Regions from separate parts of the Homo sapiens genome. Here region 2 is linked to region 1. The links are chromatin contacts, found by Hi-C or POLR2A ChIA-PET in ENCODE. All regions are on one chromosome and are shown on one strand. Each heading gives the region's core, a stretch centred on a gene start or an enhancer-like site at or near the end of the contact. The rest is flanking DNA. Distances are from core to core; before and after follow the strand shown. Region 1 overlaps SEPTIN6 (septin 6). Region 2 holds the start of SLC25A5-AS1 (SLC25A5 antisense RNA 1).

The links. A loop is a pair of places that touch in the nucleus more often than their neighbours do. ChIA-PET counts read pairs that join two places held with the same protein, here RNA polymerase II (POLR2A). Pooled maps may share reads with other maps.
Region 2: a loop to region 1 is called in a pooled map, with 4 times the contacts of the local background. The contact joins the promoter of SLC25A5-AS1 here to the enhancer-like site in region 1. A Hi-C loop is called at or near these places in 6 of 50 pooled maps. POLR2A ChIA-PET finds 5 or more read pairs at or near these places in 5 of 52 experiments (B cell, BJ, Caco-2 and 2 more).

The regions. Positions count from the first base shown.
Region 1 is chrX:119,634,965-119,638,063 of GRCh38, forward strand. It overlaps SEPTIN6 (septin 6), which reads right to left. Exons shown (of 11, transcript NM_145799.4): 7 at 2,063-2,231. Among named protein-coding and RNA genes, the nearest start is that of MIR766, 10 kb to the right of the region's middle. Within about 2 kb of position 1,572, at least 3 of the 41 ENCODE cell types and tissues checked have a DNase peak (open chromatin) inside an H3K27ac peak, as active enhancers do; they include B cell, where a contact is called at or near this core.
Region 2 is chrX:119,467,694-119,470,852 of GRCh38, forward strand. SLC25A5-AS1 (SLC25A5 antisense RNA 1) reads right to left here and starts at 1,427. Exons shown (of 1, transcript NR_028443.1): 1 at 1-1,427. It overlaps SLC25A5 (solute carrier family 25 member 5), which reads left to right and starts at 751. Exons shown (of 4, transcript NM_001152.5): 1 at 751-933; 2 at 1,968-2,454; 3 at 2,680-2,820. The coding sequence starts at 823. RefSeq lists silencers at 431-810, 1,301-1,540.

The DNA.
Region 1 (3,099 bases), core at 322-2,821:
TGCCATTGTACTCCAGCCTGGGCGATAGAGCAAGACTCTGTCTCAAAAAAAAAAAAAAAAAAAGAAAGAAAAGAAAAGAAGAAGTGATAGGATCTTAATGTTAAGGGCTGGGAGGGAATGGAGGGAGCAGTAAGGGAAGCAGAACTCCCAGGACTTGGGAGGAGCCAAAGGTAATTCTGATTATCCTTGGGCAACCAGGTGGATGGTGGTATCATGAATGGCAACAGGGAATGTTGGAGACACATGCTTAAGAGGGCAGAAGATGAATTTGTACAGAGCTTGATTTTCGGGGAGGTCCTCTATGGGATGTCTGAGTGGACATCCAGGATGCAGTTGGATTAATGGGTTTAGACCTCAGAAGTAAGACTAGCTTGGGAACCATCTACTTCTAGGTGGTAATTAGGGCTGTGAGAGTAGAAAGAACCAGCTGCAAAGAGAACAGAAAGTGAAAGGAGCAGAGGCTCTAGGAAAGAATCCCGGGGGGTATATCAACATTTAAAGGAGTAAGGTGAAGAAAACGAGCCTGCAAAGGAGGCTGAGAAGAAATAGTAGGAGAGATAGGAATAGAATCAGCCAGGCCAGTGCTAGAAAAGCCAAAGGCAGAGAGCATTTCAAGGAGGCAGTGGGGAATGGCATAAAGTGCTGCGTTGATATCAAATAAGATGGAAACCAAAGGCCACATTGAACTTGGCCACAAGTCTGCGATTCCTGGCCTTGGAGAGAGGCATTTGAGTGGTTATGCTGGGGACAGAAGCCAGACTGCAGTGGATTGAGGAATGAATGAGAGATGGGGAAGAGGAACCAGTAAACATAGAACAACTCTTTCTCCTCATCCTGTCAAGGACTTCTTGACAGGACAGAGGCTGGTAAGAAAGAGCAGGGTTAAGGGAGAGTTTCTTCAGCACAAGAATGCTTACATGCAGCATGGGAAGGAGCTGGCAGAGAAGGAGTGAAGAAGGCGAAGACACAGGAAACAGAGGTATTCAGGATGGAGTGAAGGAGGAGGGAAGGAGACAAAATGACCAGGTGGAGGCACACCTACTCCTCTACAAATGCAGATGAAAGCTGCAGGTGGGGAAGACAGCCAGGGAGCTCCCACCAGAAAAAGACAAGCATGGCTTCCCCCAGCCCCACCTGTCAGTATATAGGGCATGAGCCTGTCCCTCCTGAAGCAAATATCCCCAAGGGACTGGTTAGGCTCTGACTCCAGGCCAGCTTTAGGCTGTGCACAGGTAGAGTAAGATCTCAGAGGCTCTTTGAAAGCCTTTTTAACTGGTAGACATCTCCCTCACTTGCTTATTAATGCCTGACCACCATAAAGGGCACCACGTGGTAATTTCAACTGTGGGGCTTATTTCACACATCACGCATATAGATCAGACACTTCTACTTGGCGCATTACTCCTCTCTGCATAATAACCTGCTTTCAAAAACATTCCCCTTCTCTAAAAGCATTCTGATTTAAGAAATATGGCAGTGATGATCAACATCCTGCGGTCAAAACAGAACTTGCACTTGAATGCAGACACTAAGGACAGCAATTGGAGAGCCTGCAGTTCATCGATGCATGGCAAGGGCATGCTACCTGGTCCTATCTGGGTTTGAGAATGGGGAAATGGGTAAAGAACAGACTAGAAACCTGTCTGAGCGCCAGGAGCCTGATGAAGAAAGAGGGGCAGAGGACAGTTACCAACTGCCACCTCGTGGAACAGGGCCCCAGCTTGGGGATTCCCCCCAGCGCAGCTGCTTGGAGCTGTCATGGATGCGTGCATGTGTGTGTGGTGATCAGCCTTGCTGGTCCTCTGGGCATCCTCCCTTCCCTTGCCCTTAAAAGCAAGGCGGCGGTACTTCCCAAGCCTGCTCCCCACAGCTCTCCTGGCAGGTGTGCAGAGGCAAAGGGTGAACAGGCAAGCAGAACTGGCAAGTGAGTCGCCCCTGCTCCTTGAGGTCTTAGCACCCGTGTCTCGCCTCCCCTGTGAATTCTCCAGGGGAAGGCTTCCACACCACCTGAGTGGGCTGAGCTGAGCTGGGCTGGGCTGGGCTGGGCTGGCAGGAGCGGTACCTGAAGGGTTTGCTGTCAGGGTCGGTGTCCTTGAAGCCCATCTCCTCCAGCTTACAGCGGCGATACAGCTCATAGTGCCGGGTGTGGGTCTGCTCCCGCAGATCCTCCATGTTGACCCGAATCAGCATCTCCCGCAGCTTCACAAAGTCGCAGTGGGCCTCGTTTTCAACTGCATAGCAGGATTTGGGGTATTGAAAGTATGTTGAAAGGAAGGCCAGCAGAAGCAGAAATGGATGAAACGAGAGGCAAAATGTCTAACAGTGACGTTGCCTTGCAATCTGTGTATTTAGATCCTGCAAATTTACCTCCTCTCTTTTCTACTGAAAATGTAAATGAAAGGTTACAAAAATGCCAGTAATGAAAAACTGTGATATCATAAAAATACTTATTAAGACAGTCAGTAGCACCACAATCTAAATTCAGCAGTCAGAACCCTCAAAAGAATGTTTGGTCTGCACCACTTGTAGGACAACAGCATATATGCATCTGTCCATCCATCCATCCATCCATCCACTCATCCATCCATCCATCTATCCATCCATCCATCCATCCATCCATCCATCCACTCATCCATCCATCCATCCATCCATCTATCCATCCATCCATCCACTCATCCATCCATCTATCTATCCATCCATCCATCCATCCATCCATCCATCCATCCATCCATCCAATCAATATTTGTGGAATCTCTGTTCCCAGTATTGTGTGAGGCACTGGGAATTCAGAAACGAAGTGATGGAATCTTGCTCTCAGGAGCTTATAGTTTAGAGGAAGAATAGATACAAATAGACAAATACAATTCAGTGCACAACTACAAAAATAGAGGGATAGCCAAGTTGCAATAAAGCTCAGAAGAGGGGAACCTAAGAACTCCTGGGAAAGTGAAGACTTCACCGAAGAGAAAATCTCTAAGATGACTCTGGAAGGAAGAATAGCAATTTATCAGCCAGAGAAGGGAATGGTGTTTGCAAAGTGTCAATGAGGCTAGGCAAGGTTATGTAGCTAGTAAGTTGCAGAATTAGGGTTCAAACCCA
Region 2 (3,159 bases), core at 177-2,676, 170 kb before region 1:
TCGTCTGCTGTTCCCTTAATTTCGTCTGGTTTCACTGGCTCCAGGACAGCACACGGTCTAGAGTGGGAAGAGTGAGGCATTCACCTTGGTGAAAAACAACTCAGTAATTAAGACAAATGATTTTTCATGTACTATTTTAAAAAAATCAGAAGCAATGCAAAAATCCATGATGAACAAATGATCAACATTTGAAATACAGACAGGATCCCAACCTGCACTTGCATGACCTTGTCTCGCTTGCCTCACCCTAAACCCAGCCTTGACACTCCAATTAAACTTTATTTACAAAACAAGGGGGCCGGCCAGTAGGATGTAGTTTGCCCATACGACTTTTTTAAAGTATCGCATTGACTACTGTTTATCTCGATGACTGAAGGGTTCTTTTGGCATCCCTGTAGCAAATGCGTCTCACCCTAGTCCTGGTCCTGCTCCAAGGGTTTTTGTCCAGGCACATCGTGACCTCACCCTTCCTCCCCTCTCCGAGGCCTCTCTCAGGGTCCAGCGTTCAAGTCCCGGGTGTTCTCTGGACCCGCCCCTTCCTCTCGCCGGGTCAGGTGCCGAGGGCGAGCACGGGCGGCGCGGAGAGCAGTCCCGGCCCGCCCTCCACGACTCCTCCTCCTGCGAGCTGGGCCACTCAGCGGCTCTGCCGCCCAGCGCGCCGGGGCCCAGACCCCGCCCCGGCCCCGCCTCCGACGCCTGCCGCTCCAGCTCCGGCTCCCCCTATATAAATCGGCCATTTGCTTCGCTCCGCCCCGCAGCGCCGGAGTCAAAGCCGGTTCCCGGCCCAGTCCCGTCCTGCAGCAGTCTGCCTCCTCTTTCAACATGACAGATGCCGCTGTGTCCTTCGCCAAGGACTTCCTGGCAGGTGGAGTGGCCGCAGCCATCTCCAAGACGGCGGTAGCGCCCATCGAGCGGGTCAAGCTGCTGCTGCAGGTACGTCCTGGGATCCAGGAGCCCAACCAGGAAGTGGGGGGAAGGGTCGCACAGAAGGCGGGCGCCCGAGGGGTGGCGGGGAGCGAACTCTAAAGACATGGCCAGGGAAGCGGCTTAGGAGAGGCCAGAGCGGGGCGCAGAGGCAGAACAGAAGTCAAACTGGTGGGAGGCGCCTTTAGTGACCTGAAGTAGTGAGTCTAGGAAGGGGCCGGGGGCAGAGGGCAGGACCAGGCTCTCGGCATCTCCGAGGCGGCGGACTCGGATGGAGCAGTTTCTGAGTGACGGCCTCCCCGGGCCTGGGCGTCAAGGGCGAAGGCCGAAAGCCGGCGTTAGAAAGAGGAACGCCAGTTCTTACCGAAGACCTCAAGGTCGCGGCAAGGAGATAACTGCCCGGGGGAGGCCATGCGCCCGGGTCCAGCGGCCTCCCAGCCCGCGGACGCGCTCAAACCTCGCCGGGCCGGAAGCCGGCGCCGGGAAGCGCGTGTGCCTTTTACGTCCGCCCCCGCGCAGCCGCGGCCGCTGCCGCCGCGTCTCCGCCTGCCTCCCTGCGCCGCGCGCTCTCCAGTGCCGGCTCTAGAGGGCGCTCCTGGGCTAGCGTGTAGGGCTGGCGGCGGCGGCGCTCGGGTCACCTCTGGGAGCGGAGTGGGGGCGGAGCGAGACGGAAGCAGCTCAGGAGACTTGAGGCGTAGGCTGCGGTCCCCAAGGTGACCGCGCCCTATGTGGGACTCGCCCTAATGCCTCTGAACCTGGGTTTGAGGTAATGACCTTTCTCCTAGGTCTGAAGGTCACGGGTCCGCTGGAGGATGCCCCCTCTCCACTCAGAGGGGTGGAGGCTTAATGCTACTGGTGCAGATCACCTCTTCCCCTGTGACAGCCTCAGAGGGTTGGGAGGGTCCAGCCAGTATGATATACGAAGACTAGATTTGAGAGAGGGGAGCCTACCTTAAAGGGCATTGATCGAGATGGCATAAGCTCTTCTCTTTCCCTTCCCCATGGTTATAACTGTCCCTGTTGGCTTCCTTCCTGTCTGTTAGGTGCAGCATGCCAGCAAGCAGATCACTGCAGATAAGCAATACAAAGGCATTATAGACTGCGTGGTCCGTATTCCCAAGGAGCAGGGAGTTCTGTCCTTCTGGCGCGGTAACCTGGCCAATGTCATCAGATACTTCCCCACCCAGGCTCTTAACTTCGCCTTCAAAGATAAATACAAGCAGATCTTCCTGGGTGGTGTGGACAAGAGAACCCAGTTTTGGCTCTACTTTGCAGGGAATCTGGCATCGGGTGGTGCCGCAGGGGCCACATCCCTGTGTTTTGTGTACCCTCTTGATTTTGCCCGTACCCGTCTAGCAGCTGATGTGGGTAAAGCTGGAGCTGAAAGGGAATTCCGAGGCCTCGGTGACTGCCTGGTTAAGATCTACAAATCTGATGGGATTAAGGGCCTGTACCAAGGCTTTAACGTGTCTGTGCAGGGTATTATCATCTACCGAGCCGCCTACTTCGGTATCTATGACACTGCAAAGGGTAAGTTTGCTGTGGGCTTTAACGTTGTGTTCTTAGGAGACAGTTTAAAAGAGCATTGTACCAACCTAACAGTCCAAGAGCTAAAGAGTTGTTTTTTTAATTGCTAAAGGAAGCCAAGATCATCCAATGCAACCCTTGTGTACAGATGACGTGTTTAGGGGATGTGGGGAAAGGAAGTCAGTAAAACTCTGCTTTTTGGTAAAAGCATCTCTTTCCTATTCCCAGGAATGCTTCCGGATCCCAAGAACACTCACATCGTCATCAGCTGGATGATCGCACAGACTGTCACTGCTGTTGCCGGGTTGACTTCCTATCCATTTGACACTGTTCGCCGCCGCATGATGATGCAGTCAGGGCGCAAAGGAAGTAAGTTCCACTTGAGCAGAAGATAAAGTTGTAGTCGTGGGGCAATCTGCTGCCACAAACTGGTGATACATACCTTTAAAATGGCTGTCTGTCCAAGTCAAGGGATGGGGTTGATAGCATCTGTGTCTGTTCCACAACTGCCTTTGAGCTGGCCCTTCAGATGCCTATGAATGAGGGTGCTTAAATGGTGTTAGAGGTTAAGACCAATGGGTAGTCTGTATTCCTGTGGTCATAGCATTAATATTTCAGTGTTGCCCATGCTAATGTGTGAATGTTGGATTTAAAGCTGACGTTCTTAGAGGTGGGGCTCTGCTTTATTTAGCCTAGTGAATCTTAGGA